Regions from separate parts of the Homo sapiens genome. Here region 2 is linked to region 1. The links are chromatin contacts, found by Hi-C or POLR2A ChIA-PET in ENCODE. All regions are on one chromosome and are shown on one strand. Each heading gives the region's core, a stretch centred on a gene start or an enhancer-like site at or near the end of the contact. The rest is flanking DNA. Distances are from core to core; before and after follow the strand shown. Region 1 holds the start of ZMYM6 (zinc finger MYM-type containing 6). Region 2 has its middle 30 kb from the start of SFPQ.

Region 1 (7,739 bases), core at 3,588-6,087:
TCCACCGGCACAAGAAATGGCAGGTGCAAAGGCAGGGAAATAAAATGCAACCGAGTTTTAGAAGATAGTTTTGAGTGAACTGCAAATAGCTGGCAGCAGCATAGATTTGAAAAGGTGGAAACAATGAATGATGACACTGGAGAGGGAAACAAAGGCCTAAACATGGATGGTTTGGATGTCACATTGAAAGATCTTTGCTTCATCACACTGGAGGAAACAGGGTCTTTAAAGGGAGAAATATCACTCGATCTATACAGTACAATGGCATCACTGTAGAGTGTTTTGATGGGATATGTGACTGAAGGAAGGAGAATAGGTAGGAAACTATTATAAAAGTCCAAATGAAAAATAATGAAATAGTTCAGGCATGATGGCTCATGCCTGTAATCCCAGCACTTTGGGAGGCCAAGGCAGGAGGATTGCTTGAGGTCAGGAGTTCAGGACCAGCCTGGGCAACATAAGGAGACCCCGTCTCTACAAAAACTAGCTGGGTGTGGTGGAGCATGTTTGTGGTCAGCTACCTGGGAGGCTGAGATGGGAGGATCGTTTAGAGTGCAGTGGCCATACTCACACCACTGCACTCCAGTATGGGCAACAAAGTGAGACCCTGTCTCAAAAAAAGGAAACAAAAAAAAGAGAGAGAGAAATAATGAAATATAGAAGAACATCATGGGTCAGATACAAAAAATATTTAAAAGCTAAAAACCACAAAACCTGGCAAAGAAATGGTTACTTTAGGCAGAGAAAGAGTAAGAATTTACCATCTGGAGGGAAAACAAGTAGCATGGATGCCACCATCCCCCACTCCACATCTAACAGACACTACCTCAGAACTCTTCTTAGCCCAGCACTCTAGCAAGGCATAGAGTTCATGAGTGAAACAAAACCTACCTGACATCCCTGTCTTCTTATGATACTGCCTGTGGCTGGGCATGGTGGCTTACAACCATAATCCCAGCACTTTGAGAAGCCGAGGTGGGCAGAGCACTTGAGGTCAGGAGTTTTGAGACCAATCTGGCCAACATGGCGAAACCCAGTCTCTAACAAAAATATAAAAAATTAGCCAGGCGTGGTGGCGCACACCTGTAATCCCAGCTACTCAGGAGGCTGAGGCAGGAGAATCGCTTGAACCTGGGAGGCGGAGGTTGCAGTGAGCCAAGATCGCGCCACTGCACTCCAGCCTGGGAGTGACAGAGCAAGACTCCATCTCAAAAAAAAAAAAGGAATGATACTGCCTGTGAGATGGTGTGAAAAATAAAATTGTTTTTTATTATTTTAAAATATAATTGCTTTGCTGATACAATAAAGTCAATAACTTTGAGTGTAAAGCGAAAGAACTGTCCCAGAAGAAAAATTCCTTGCCAAAACAACTAACTCATCTCTCCCATTGATTTTATTTTATTTTTTTTTGAGACGGAGTCTCACTCTGTCACCCAGGCTAGAGTGCAGTGGCGCAATCTTGGCTCACTGCAAGCTCCGCCTCCTGGGTTCACGCCATTCTCCTGCCTCAGCCTCCCAAGTAGCTGGGACTACAGGCGCCCACCACCACGCCCAGCTAATTTTTTGTATTTTTTGTAGAGACGGGGTTTCACCGTGTTAGCCAGGATGGTCTCGATCTCCTGACCTCGTGATCTGCCTGCCTTGGCCTCCCAAAGTGCTAGGATTACAGACGTGAGCCACTGTGCCCAGCCTCCACATTGATTTCCGTGCTCTCCATTCTGGGTCCCTATGGGGTAGCCAGAATGATCTTTCCAAACACAAATCTGTTTCATCTTACTTTCTCACTTAAAACCCTACAATTGGCCAGGTGTGGTGGCTCACGCCTGTAATCCTAGCACTTTGGGAGGCTGAGGTGGGTGGATCACCTGAGGTCAGGAGTTTGAAACCAGCCTAGCCAACATGGTGAAACCCCGTCTCTACTAAAAATACAAAAAATTAGCCAGGCGTGGTGGCAGGCGCCTATAATCCCAGCTACTGGGGAGGCTGAGGCAGGAGAATCACTTGAACCCGGGATGTGAAAGTTGCAGTGAGCCACCAAGATTACAACATTGCAGCAAAACTCCATCTCAAAACAAAAACAAAAAACCCTATAATGGCTATCTACTGCTCTTAGGATAAAAACCAAAATTTATAACAAGGTCTGCTACGTCCTACATAATCCAGCCTTAAACTATATATACAGCCTTATCATAGAGAAGCAGAATAGCACAAGTTCTGGAGTCTGACCACCTGGATTTGAATCCAGTCTTTGTCATTTACTACTAACTGTGATCTGTGGTAAACTATTTGGCTTTTTTGAGCTTTGGTTTCCTCATCTGTAAAATGGGGATAATAATATGGTGGTAAGAATGGTGCCTGACACACTCTTAAGCATATATAAATATTAAGTTAATAATGTCACATATGATTATGATATAATATATACTACATACTGATATACTAATGCCAGCTATTTTTATTGTTGTTGTTTTAATCATTATCATCATCACCATTTTCATACCTTTTCTGTTCCAGGCTCACTGTTCCTGCAGGTCTTAAAAAGAACCATGCATCTTTCCAACTCAGGGCTTTCCTATTCACAGTTCCCTCTGTCTGTAATACTCTTCTCCATACCCTTTGCCTAATCAATTCATTCTTCATAATTCAGCTTACACATCCTTCCCTTAGAGAGGCCTTCCCTAGCCATCCCCAGGCAGACCACAACCAAAACTAGGTCAGATTCCCCATTTTAGGCTTTTCTTCCAGAGTACTTGTCATAGTTTGTAATTATATATATTACTTGACCAATACTTTTGTAATCTCTGCCTCCTCTACTAACATATAAGCTCTACAAGGGAAGGGACTAAGCTGACTTTGCTCAATCCTGGATCCCCAGAGACTAGCACAGACCACAAATTCTTAACAGAATAAAGGAAAGTACTACCAGATACAAGAGAATTTTTTTTAAGTGACAAGTATGGAAAAATGGTAAATATATTACTTTCCTTCCACACACAAAAAAATCATGTAGTTATAGCTTTCATTCAAAGAGCAAAAAACCAGCCAGGAATGGTGGCTCATGCCTGTAATCCCAGAACTTTGGGAGGCCAAGGTGGGTGGATTGCTTGAGCTCAGGAGTTTGAGACCAGCCTGGGAAACATGGCCAAACCCCGTCTCTACCAAAAATACAAAAAAATAGTTGAGCATGTTGGTGTGTGCCCTGTGGTCCCAGCTACACAGGAGGCTGAGGTGGGAAGATCACTTGAGCCTGGGAGGTGGAGGCTGCAGTGAGCTAAGGAGATCGCACCACTGCACTACACCCTCAGCGACAGCGAGAGCCTGTCTCAGTTTGGGTTATTTTAAACTTACAAACCAGAAGCCGTTTAACTAAAATTTTTCAGTTGACCAGATGGAAAAGAAGGAATTTTTTTAAATTTTTAAATGAAGATGAAATGCTTACTTGAGCATTGTCTGGTTCTTCTTTAATTTTGTCCAGAAGCTCCTGCTGTGGTACCACTGCTTTGCCACATTCACCATCCAAAGGTTCTTTCATTCTAATTTTTTACCTCAAAGAGTGTCTCAGGCTCAAACGAATAGATTTCTTCTTGGTAATGGATAGTTGGACACCTAAAATACATACTCAGGCTTATTCTTTTTTCTTCAGGCTTATCTATATGAAAGAAAAACTTTGTGTTGAGTGCATGAGGCTTCACGGCTCGGCATTTGAAAAACAACTCTTCTGGGGCCACAACTAACTTTTTTCTTTCTTCCTGCTTTCTGTTCCTTCAGTAGCTACATAAGAAAACAGTTTTGGGGCAACAGCTCCCACTTCTCTAATATCTTTAAAGACACACAACACACTCTGGTTTTTTCCTATGTTGAAGGTTATTGAAGGGAATTAGACCAGCAGACCAAGACGTGGGAGGAAGTAATAAACTCTGAGAAGAACGGACTCAAGAAATAGTTTCTGACCCCATAAGAATCAGTACTTAGAGGCCCACGTCGGCTTTTATTTCTCAAAGAGGGGCACAACAACCTCCCGGCCCTGACCTATAACTCAACCTTCACTGGAAGCCTCCCTAAGGGCCCCATTTCTCGGCCTAACGCTAGATGTGAGCTCAAGATGCCATCCATCGCAGGCGAACAACAGGAACGCCCTTACTGAAAGTGAGTCACCTGCCTCTTTCAAGGTCTCCGTGTGAGGGGTGGGGGGCATCAAGCCCCTCAGAGCCCCGCTTCACAATCGCCTTCCTGTAGAAAAGAAACTCAATTGGCCATTCAGTAAATTCCCTTCCCCTAAAAGTCAAAGAACTAAACGGGACGAATTAAACCTAAAACAAAAAGCTCTTCAAAGTTGTCTTTATCCGAATAGTCCGGGATGGAAACGGACAACTGGTTGAAAAGCCTGTTCCAAAGAAGAAATGAGAACTTTTGCGCACTCGCCACAAAATATCTACGGGCGCTCATCCCTCCTCTGAGAACCGCACGCTTTCCGAAATTCTCCTTCCCACCAAGAATTCCCACTCCCATCATTGAGGACTAACGAGGCAATGTGGTCTCCGACTGAGAGCGGTGGACTAGCCAGTGAATGTCAACGCGTCCCTAAGGCGATATCCGCAGCCGCCCCAGCCGCGTAGCCCACCTGGCACCGCCCCCGCCGCAACGCCTCGTCACGTGGTGTGGCCTCCGCCCCGCCGTCCCGCCCACTACCACTGCGGCCGCACCCACCTTCTGTCGCCTCCCTGCTACCGGAGGAGCACTGGAATAGGAACCAAGTCCTCTGCATCTAGACAGGGATTATTTTCTCTTCTGGAATTCCGCCTGATCCATCCCAACGCAACGACCGGCCAACCACGCCTGCGCAGCCTTGGTCTCCGCCCTCTTTTCCCGTCAGGCTCCGGACCTGAGCTGAGTAGAACTTCCCAGCATTCCTCTTTCCTCAATTATGGTTCACTTCTTAAAGAGACCGAGGCTCAATAGTGAAAAGGTGGAGATGGCGTTAGAAGGCGCTGTAAGTGCTCTATAGCATTCTTTTTTTTTTTTTTTTTTTTTTTTTTTTTTTTTTTTTTTTTTGGAGACAGAGTATCACTGTGTTGCCCAGGCTGGGGTGCAGTGGCACAATCTCGGCTAACTGCAACCTCCGCCTCCTGGGTTGAAGCGATTCTCCTGCCTCAGCCTCCCGAGTAGCTGGGCTTACAGGCACGTGCCACCACACCTAGCTAATCTGTAGCATCCTTTAGTGCCCATTTCCTGAAAGGTGGCCTACTGAGAGAGCATGATATTAAATAATACTTGGCTTGCTGAGCACTTCACATGCACCATCCCACTTAATCCTCACCATTTAACCCTAAGAGGTATAATTTTTTAATCTCTTGAGATATAAATGAAAAAACTTGCTCAAAATTGAGATTTGGTTTTTTTAATTCAACATTGTTTCACAGATACGTGTATGATTTGTGACTGTTCATTCATTTTGACTGCTGTATAGTATTCTATTTTATGAATATGATACAATTTTAATCATCTACTACTGATGGACATTTGAGTTGTTTCCAATTTGTGGCTATTAGGAATAATGCTTCTGTGAACATTCTTGTCATTGGTGATGTTAAAAGACAAAATTACAACAAATTTAATTTAAATATCTCAATTAGCTTTATTTGTGATTCTAGAATCTGGCAGCACTTCATTCCATAAAATAGAACAAGTGTTCCAATGAGCTGAGCAGAAGAGGTAGGTTTTATAGACAGAGAAGGGCTGGAGAAAGCAGAAGTAAAGAACAAAAAACAGATTGGTTCATTTCAAAGTAACTTTCCAAAAAATAAATAAATAAGTTAATTTCCTTGTAAAGCAGAACCAAGAAACAAAACAATAGAGAAATAACTGATTGGTTAACATCAGGTAACTTCAGTTTATCTTTTTTTGGTAACGATTAAAGCAGAAGAAATTTCATTATTATGCTAATTGAAACTGGCACTCAGGGGAAATTAGACTCTTATTATCTCTTTTTCCTGACTTTTCAGAACTTCAAATAACAACGTAGTTTCCATTTGATGACATGGAACCTCAGTGTGAGTGACTCCATTTTGATTTTTAGTCTGGTTCATTGAGACCTACTGCAGGAGCTTAGCCCGAAACAATGGCCTACAAGTTTTATTTAACAGTGATACATATGCACACATTTCTGTTGGGTTCATACCTAAAAGTGAAATTGCTTGTTATGTATATGTAAAATTTAGGTAGATAATCTCAGGCAATTTTAGAAAATGGTGGTTTCAGTTTATACTCCCTTCAGCCATGTATGAGAGTTTCAGTTTCCCAACATCCTTGCCAATAATTACTGCTGCATATCTTTTTAATTATAACCATTCTGATGGGGGCATAGTGGTATCTCACTGTGGTTTTAATTTGCATTTCCCAGATTATTAATGAGGATGAGCCCATTTTCTTGTTCCTTGGGTATCTGGATATCCCCCATAAGTGCCTGTTCAAGTCTCTTGCTCATTTTTGTATTGGATTGACATTTTCTTATGGGCATATATTTTAGATATGAATCCTGCTATGGTTTGAATGTATGTGTCCCTTCAAAATTCATATATTGGAACTTAAACATTAAGGCGATGGTATAAGAAGTGGAGCCTTTGGGAGGGGTTAGGCTATGAGGACTCCATCCTCATGAATGGGATTCATGCCCTTACAAAAGAGGGCATTCATGCCCTTCACAAAGATTCATTCCTTTTGCCCTTTTAACCCCTCACTGTATGATAACAATGTTCCTCCCAGCAAGAGGACAACAACAAAGTTTCATCTTGGAATTAGAGAGTAATTCCAAGACAACAAATCTGCCAGTGCCTTGATCTTGGACTTGCCAACCTCCAGAACTGTGAGAAATAAATTTCTACTATTTATAAATTACACAGTCTGTGGCATTTTCTTTTGGCAATCAGGAATACACTAAGATAAGTCTTTTTTGAATATACACTAGCCCCCCTCATCCACGGTTTTGCTTTCTGAAGTCGTAGTTACCCACACTCAACCACGGTCTGAAAATATTAAATGGAAAATTCCAGTAACAAATAATTCATAAGTTTTAAACAACTTTCATTAAAGTCTATTGTTATAATTGTTCTATTGTTAGTTGTTAGTCTCTTTCTGTGCCTGATTTATAAATTAAACTTTATCATAGGTATGTATGTATAGGAAAAAACATAGCATATATAGGGTTTGATACTACTGGAGGTTTCAGGCATCTGTGGAACATCTTCGAACATATCCTCATGGATAAGGGAGGGACTACTGTATATATTGCAAATATCTTCTCCCACTCGGTAGCTTGCCTTTTCACTCTGTTATTGGTGTCTTTTGATGAACTTAAAAGACCTTTGTGGCCGGGTACAGTGGCTCATGCCTATAATAGCAGCACTTTGGGAGGCTGAGGCGGGCGGAACTCTTGAGGCCAGGGGTTTGAGACCAGCCTGGCCAACATGAGGAAACCCTGTCTCTACTAAAAATACAAAAATTAGCTGGGCATGGTGGGCACCTGTAATCCTAGCTACTAGGGAGGCTGAGGCAGGGGAATCACTTGAACCCCAGAGGCAGGGGTTGCAGTGAGCCAAGATCGCACCACTGCACTGCAGCCTGGGTGGCAGAGCAAGACTCTGCCTCAGGAAAAAAAAAAAAAATTAGCCGGGTATGGTGGTGTGCACTTATAGTCCCAGCTGCTCGGGAGGCTGAAGCAGGAGAATCACGTGAACCAGGAA
Region 2 (7,739 bases), core at 1,723-4,222, 130 kb after region 1:
GGGATTACAGGGGTGAACCACCACACCTGGCCTGCAAAATTTTTTTTTAAATTTGCCAGATATGGTAGTGAGCACCTGCGGTCCCAGCTACTTGGGAGGCTGAGGTGGGAGGATCACCTGAGCCTGGGAGGTCGAGGCTGCAGTGAGCTGTGATCATGCCACTGCACTCCAGCCTGGGTAATAGAGTGAGACTGTCTCAGAAAAGAACCCAACAAACTATTGATACACCTAACAATGTGTATGACTCTCAAAATAATGCTGAGTGAAAGAAGCCAAATAAAAAAAAGAGGCCGGGTGCAGCGGCTCATGCTTGTAATCCCAGCACTTTGGGAGGCCAAGGTGGGTGGATCATGAGGTCAGGAGTTCAAGATCAGCCTGGCCAAGATGGTGAAATCCCATCTCTATTAAAAATACAAAAATTAGCTGGGCGTGGTGGCTGGTGTCTGTAATCCCAGCTACTCTGGAGGCTGAGGCAGAGAATTGCTTGAACCCGGGAGGCAGAGGTTGCAGTGAGCTGAGATCGCGCCATTGCATTCCAGCCTGGGCAACAGAGGGAGACTCCATCACACACACACACACACATACACACACACAAAACACATGTCAAAGATTCTATTCATATAAAATTCTGGAAAATGGAAACTAACCTATAGTGGTAAGTAAGCAGATCAGTGGTTGCCTGTAGATTGGTAGAGGCAAAGGAGGGATGTATAGGTACAGGAGTCAAGGATTACTAAGGGACACAAGGAAACTTTTGGGGGTGGCAGCCATTTTATCTTGATTGTAATGTGAAAGTTGTTAGAATTGAGATTTAACACTAGGAGTCACTAGTGTTTAAAAAAAAAAATAGAGCCAGGGAAGGCTTGTATGTCTCATAACAGAAGCTATCACAAAAGACCCTTGAAAAAACACAACCTTGCAAAAAAGCCATCACAAACTTACACAAAAAATTCATCTGCAAAGACATCTACCAAGCAACTGCCTGTCCAACCTCAGCCAGGCAACACCCTTGTTAAGGATTTTTATAGCCAAGGATATCATTTCAAAACAATGATGTAATCCTCTTCATTTTTTCCTTTGAAAACCTTTCTCCTCTGTCTTTTTCCTTTTTCTTTTTTTTTTTTTTTTTTTTGAGACAGAGTCTTGCTCTGTCACCCAGGCTGGAGTGCAGTGGTGTGATCTCAGCTCACTGCAACCTCTGCCTCCTGGGTTTGATTCTCCCGCCTCAGTCTCCCCGGTAGCTGGGATTACAGACATGCACCACCATCCCCGGCTAATTTTTGTATTTTTAGTAGAGACAGGTTTTCGCCATGTTGACCAGGCTCGTCTCGAACTCCTGGCCTCATGTAATCCACCCACTTCAGTCTCCCAAAGTGCTGGGATTGCAGGCATGAACCACCGCATCCAGCCAAAACCTTTGTCTTTCTTTACCTATTCAATACATATACATAGTTTACTGTGGCACACATATTCCCATTGCAATGCGTAACTCCTGAATAAATCTCTTTTTCTTTTAGAGAGCCTCTTTCTCTTTATTATTTAGATTGACAGTGGTAATGATCTTATTGGTGTATACATATGTCAAACTTTATCAAGTTTGTACTTCAAATATGTGCAGTTTATTGTATATCAATTACTTCATTTAAGCTGTTTTTTAAAATGTTCATTACGTTTTCCTGTGTAAAATGGAAATTCGTGTGACTATTTATAACTTTTTCCAACTTGTTCTGTCTCTGTTAAAACAAATCTGTTGTATTCAGCTTCCAGCTCAGACAGAAAACTGGTACCAGATTTCCCTTAGTGCTGTAAACAACTAGAAAACTGCATGAAGTATACAAAACAACTGCTGTTCATACATGGTATATGTGTTTGCTAGAGCTGCCATAACAAAATACCAGACTAGTGGCTTAAAAAACAGAAATAGGGGCCAGGCGCGGTGGCTCACACCTGTAATCCCAGCACTTTGGGAGGCTGAGGCGGGTGGATCACAAGGTCAGGAGATCGAGGCCATCCTGGCTAACATGGTAAAACCCCGTCTCTACTAAAAATACAAAAAATTAGGCGGGCGTGGTGATGGGCGCCTGTAGTCCCACCTACTCAGGAGGCTGAGGCAGGAGAATGGCATGAACCTGGGAGGCGGAGCTTGCAGTGAGCCGAGATCATGCCACTGCACCCCAGCCTGGGCAACAGAGCGAGACTCCGTCTCAAAACAAAACAAAACACAACAAAAAAAAACAGAAATAGGCCGGGTGCAGTGGCTCACGCCTGTAATCCCAGCACTTTGGGAGGCCGAGGAGGAGTCAGATCACTTGAGGTCAGGAGTTCGAGACCAGCCTGGCCAACATGGTGAAACCCTGTCTCTACTAAAAATACAAAAATTAGCTGGGCATGGTGGCAGGCGCCTGTAATCCCAGCTACTCAGGAGTCTGAGGCAGGAGAATCGCTTGAACCTGGGAGGCAGAGGTTGCAGTGAGCTGAGATTGTGCCACTGCACTCCAGCCTAGGCAAAAGAGTGAGACTCCATTTCAGAAAAAAAAAAAAAAAAAAAGCCAGGAGTGTATTTTCTCACAGTTCTTGAGTGTAGAAGATCAAGATGGCAGTGTTGGCAGGTTTAATTTCTTCTGAGGTCTTTCTCCTTGGCTTGCAGAGGGCAGTCTACTTGCTGTGTCCTTTCCTGGTCCTCATGTGGTCCACTCATCCATGGTGATTCTTCCTTTTCTCATAAAGATATTAGCCGTAATGGAGTAAGGCCTCACCCGTATGCCTTCATTTTACCTTAATTATTTCTTGAAAGGCCCTATCTACAAATATAGTCACATTCTGAGATACACTAGGGGTTAAGACTTCAATTGGATTTTTGGGGGACACAATTCAGTCCATAACACATTGCAAAATAGGCTATACAGGATTGTGATTCTTGAAAAAAGGGTAGTAAATGAGGCAAGCACCTCTGCACTCCAGCCTGGGTGAAAGTGAAACTCATGATTGTCACATGCTGTCTGCCTGGAAGCTTTATCTGATCCATGGTGTAGAGAAGAGGACCCAAACAAGAGCGTGGAGTTCTTGCTGCATTGAGGAGACAGAGTTCAGAGTTTTTTTTTTTTTTTTTTTTTAGACAGAGTCTCCAGTTGCCCAGGCTGGACTGCAGTAGCAGCACAATCTCAGCTCACTGCAACCTACACCTTCCAGGTTCAAGTGATTCTCCTGCCTCAGCCTCCTGTGTAACTAGGATTACAGGCACGCGCCAGCACACTTGGCTAATTTTTGTATATTTAGTAGAGACGGAGTTTCACCATGTTGGTCAGACTGGTTTCAAATTCCTGACCTCAGGTGGTCCACCCACCTCGGCCTCCCAAAGTGCTGGGATTACAGGCATGAGCCACTGAGCCCAGCCAGAGATTGGAGTTTGATAAGGCTGAAGCAGCTGGAACTTGTGGAACAAAATACTAAAAAGAAGGGAGCTATACAGAAAAAGAATCTGCATAAAATTTATTTGGAGTTATTGGCAGAATACTAAATTGTGCAAGTATAGAACAAGACTCCACAAGGTCAGAGAAAAAACAACTATTGAAAAAGGAACAACAACTAGAGAGTTTTATGTTGGACAATTCCTAGAGCTTACAAGGGCTGGGGAGACATTCACATTCTGACTATTCTGAATAGAAGAACCTTGTTATACACCTAAGGCATCCAGTGGAAATACTAGAATTAGGCCTAGAGAAAAAGTCACTCCAGACTTGCTCTATCAAATCTAATTGCCTGCCAAAACAAAACTAATTACTCTTAAAAGTAAGACATTCGACAACATGATATTCACAATGTCCAGGATCTAGTGAAAAATTATTAGACATGTCAAGGAGCAGGAAAATGTGAACCACAGCAGTAGAAAAAATCAGCTAATAGAAAAAAAAAAAAAAAGGTCGGGCATGGTGGCTCACACCTATAATCCCAGCACTTTGGGAGGCTGAGGTGGGAGGATCATTTGAGGTCAGGATTTCAAGACCAGAGTGGCCAACATGGCAAAATCCCGTCTCTACTAAAAATACAAAAATTAGCTGGCCGTGGTGGCATGCACCTCTAATCCTAGCTACTAGGGAGGCTGAGGCAGGAGAATCACTTGAACCCAGGAGGCAGAGGTTGCAGTGAGCCAAGATCATGCCACTGCACTCCAGCCTGGGCAACAGAGCAAGACTCCCTCTTGAAAAAAAAATTAAAAAAAAAAAGTTAAAGTTCTAAGTCAAAAAAGAAAAAAGAATACAATATGTGTTTAGTTTTATAAACATAATATAGTAATATATATTAATATAACTATAATAAATGGATTTTAAAATATAAATATATTTTTTAAAGAAAAATAAAAATAAGGCCAGGCACGGTGGCTCATGCCTGTAATCCCAGCTCTTTGGGAGGCTGAGGTGGGTGGATCACCTGAGGTCAGGAGTTCAAGACCAGCCTGACCAACATGGTGAAACCCTGTCTCAACTAAAAATACAAAAATTAGCCGGGTGTGGTGGCAGGAGCCTGTAATCACAGCTACTTGGGGGGCCGAGGCAGGAGAATCGCTTGAATCTGGGAGGTGGAGGTTGCAGTGAGCTGAGATTGCACCATCGCACTCCAGCCTGGGGGACAAGAGCAATACCTGGTTTAAAAAAAAAAAAAGTAAAAATAAATCCAGTAGAGAATGACTGGTTAACAATGAACAGCACAAAACAGAATAATCAGCCAGGTGCAGTGAGGCCAAGCTCTGTTGTCCCAGCTACTTGTACTTGGGAGGCTGAGGTGGGAGGACTGCTTAAGCCCAGGAGTTGGAATCTAGCCCCATCTCTTAAAATTTAAAAACGAATAATCATTTCTATTTGTGTGTATCTGTGTGTGTGTGTGTGTGTGTGTGCACCCCTTAAGCAGGTAAAAATTAGAAAGAACATCAAAAAAACAAAAAACAAGTGGGAGGGGGCAAGGGATGGTGGGAGGTTGGTGACGGATAAAAGACTACAAATAGGCTACAGTGTATACTGCTCGGGTGATGGGTGCACCAAAATCTCACAAATCACCACTAAAGAACTTACCCATGTAACTAAATACCACCTGTACCCCCAATAACTTATGGAAAAATTAAAATTTTTAAAATTAAAATTTTTAAAATTTAAAAATTAAAAAAAAAAAAGAACAACAAAAAACAAAGAGGCCGGGCATGGTGGCTCAAGCCTATAATCTCAGCACTGTTGGAAGCCACGGTGGGTGGATCCCTGGAGTGCAGGAGTTTGAGACCAGCCTAGGCAACACGGAGAGACCCTTGTCTCTACTGAAAATACAAAAAAAAAAAATAGCTGGGTGTGGTGGTGTGCCCCTGTGGTCCCAGCTACTTGGGGGACTGAGGTGGGAGGATGGCTTGAGCCTGAGAGGCAGAGGTTGCAGTGAACTGAGATTAAGCCATTGCACTCCAGCCTCGGCAACAGAGCGAGACTCTGTCAAATAAAAAAGAAAAGAAAAAGAAAACTGAGTATCTTAAAAGTTGGTATTTGCCACTTTTTGGCATCTAATGAGATGACTACATGGTATTTATCTTTCATTCTATTTAAGTGGCATGTCACATTTATTGATTTGCATATGTTGAACCATCCTTGCATTCCAGTGATACATTTCTCAAAAGAAGACATGCAAATGGCTAACAGATAATAAAAAAATGCTCAGCATCACTAATCATTAGAGAAATGCAAATTAAAACCACAATGAGATATCATCTCATACAGTGATCATGACTGTAATCCTAGCACTTTGGGAGGCTGCAGTGGGCATATCAAGAGGTCAGGAGATCGAGACCATCCCAGCCAACATGGTGAAACCCCGTCTCTACTAAAAATACAAAAATTAGTTGGGTGTGCCTGTAATCCCAGCTACTTGGGAGGCTGAGGCAGGAGAATTGCTTGAACCAGGGAGTCAGAGGTTGCAGTGAGCCGAGATCACGCCATTGCACTCCAGCCTGGCAACAAAGCGAGATTCCATCTCAAAAAAAAAAAAAAAAGGAAAACAGTATGGAGATTTAAAAAAAAAAAATCCAAACTAAAAATAGAATTATCATATGATCCAGAAATCCCACTTCTGGGTATTAATGCAAAAGACTTGAAATCAGTTTGTTAAAGGGATATCTGCACTCCTGTGTTCATTGCAGCACTATTTGCAGTAGCCAAGTTATGGATTCAAGCTCTGCCCATCAACAGATGAATGGATTAAAAAAATTATAGTGCATATACATAATGGAATACTATTCAACCTTTAAAAAAAGGGAAATTCTGGGCCAGGCACAGTGGCTCATGCCTGTAATCCCAGCACTTTGGGAGGCCGAGGTGGGTGGATCACGAAGTCAGGAGATCAAGACCATCCTGGCTAACACAGTTAAAACCCTGTCTCTACTAAAAATACAAAAAATTAGCCAGGCGTGGTGGTGGGCACCTGTAGTTCCAGAGACTCGGGAAGCTGAGGCAGGAGAATGGTGTGAACCTGAGAGGTGGATGTTGCAGTGAGCTGAGATCGCACCACTGCACTCCAGCCTGGGTGACAGAGTGAGACTCCATCTCAAAAAAAAAAAAAAAAGAAAAAAAGAAAATTCTGGGCCAGGCGCGGTGGCTTACTCCTGTAATCCTAGTGCTTTGGGAGGCCGAGGTGGGTGGATTGCCTGAGCTCAGGAGTTTGAGACCAGCCTGGGCAACACAGTGAAACCCTGTTTCTACTAAAATACAAAAAATTAGCCGGGCATGGTGGTGTGCGCCTGTAGTCCCAGCTACTCGGGAGGCTTAGACAGGAGAATGGCTTGAACCTGTGAGGTGGAGGTTGCAGTGAACCAAGATCACACCACTGCTCTCCAGCCTGGATGACAGAGCAAGACTCTGTCTCCAAGAAAGAAAAAGGAAATTGTGGCTGGGTGCAGTGGCTCGTGCCTATAATTCCAACGCTTTGGGAGGCCAAAGTGGGCAGATCACTTAAGGTCAGGACTTTGAGACCAGCCTGGGCAACATGGTGAAACCCCGTCTTTACTAAAAGTACAAAAATTAGGCCAGGCGCGGTGGCTCACGCCTGTAATCCCAGCACTTTGGGTGGCCGAGGCAGGCGGATCACAAGGTCAGGAGATTGAGACCATCCTGGCTAACACGGTGAAACCCTATGTCTACTAAAAATACAAAAAAAATTAGCTGGACATGGTGGCAGGCGCCTGTAGTCCCAGCTACTTGGGAGGCTGAGGCAGGAGAATGGCGTGAACTTGGGAGGCAGAACTTGCAGTGAGCCAAGATCGCGTACCACTGCACTCCAGCCTGGGAGACACAGCGAGACTCCATCTCAAAAAAAAAAAAAAGGTACAAAAATTAGCCAGGCATGGTGGTGCACGCCTGTAATCCCAGCTATTCAGAGGCTAAGGCAGGAGAATCGCTTGAACCCAGGAGGCAGAAGTTTCAGAGGGCGAAGATCACGCCGCTGCACTCCAGCCTGGGCGACAGAGTGAGAGTGTATCTCAAACAAAAAAAAAGAAAAAGAAAAAAAAGAGAGAAAGAAATTCTGACATTTGTGACGACATTGATGGAATTGGAGAACATTATGCTCAGTGAAATAAGTCAGGCCCAGAAAGACAAATACCACATGTTCTCATTTATATGTGGAATTTAAAAACTGAACTTATAGAAGCAGAGAGTAGAACAGTAGTGACAGAAGCTGGAGGATGGGGGAAATGGGGAGGTGATGGTCAAAGG

Evidence for each region. A loop is a pair of places that touch in the nucleus more often than their neighbours do. ChIA-PET counts read pairs that join two places held with the same protein, here RNA polymerase II (POLR2A). Pooled maps may share reads with other maps.
Region 2: a loop to region 1 is called in a pooled map, with 2.3 times the contacts of the local background. The contact joins the enhancer-like site here to the promoter of ZMYM6 in region 1. A Hi-C loop is called at or near these places in 4 of 168 maps with a recorded cell type or tissue (IMR-90, MCF 10A, endothelial cell of umbilical vein and 1 more), 5 of 37 single-sample maps with no recorded cell type and 7 of 50 pooled maps. POLR2A ChIA-PET finds 5 or more read pairs at or near these places in 4 of 52 experiments (BJ, HEK293T, Panc1 and 1 more).

Annotation. Positions count from the first base shown.
Region 1 is chr1:35,027,108-35,034,846 of GRCh38, forward strand. ZMYM6 (zinc finger MYM-type containing 6) reads right to left here and starts at 4,838. Exons shown (of 16, transcript NM_007167.4): 1 at 4,708-4,838; 2 at 3,440-3,606. The coding sequence starts at 3,532. It overlaps LOC124903990 (a long non-coding RNA gene), which reads left to right and starts at 5,613. Exons shown (of 2, transcript XR_007065739.1): 1 at 5,613-6,050. RefSeq lists enhancers at 4,140-4,666, 4,667-5,191, 4,848-5,027 and a silencer at 4,558-4,677.
Region 2 is chr1:35,159,464-35,167,202 of GRCh38, forward strand. No RefSeq gene overlaps it. Among named protein-coding and RNA genes, the nearest start is that of SFPQ, 30 kb to the right of the region's middle. Within about 2 kb of position 2,973, at least 2 of the 41 ENCODE cell types and tissues checked have a DNase peak (open chromatin) inside an H3K27ac peak, as active enhancers do.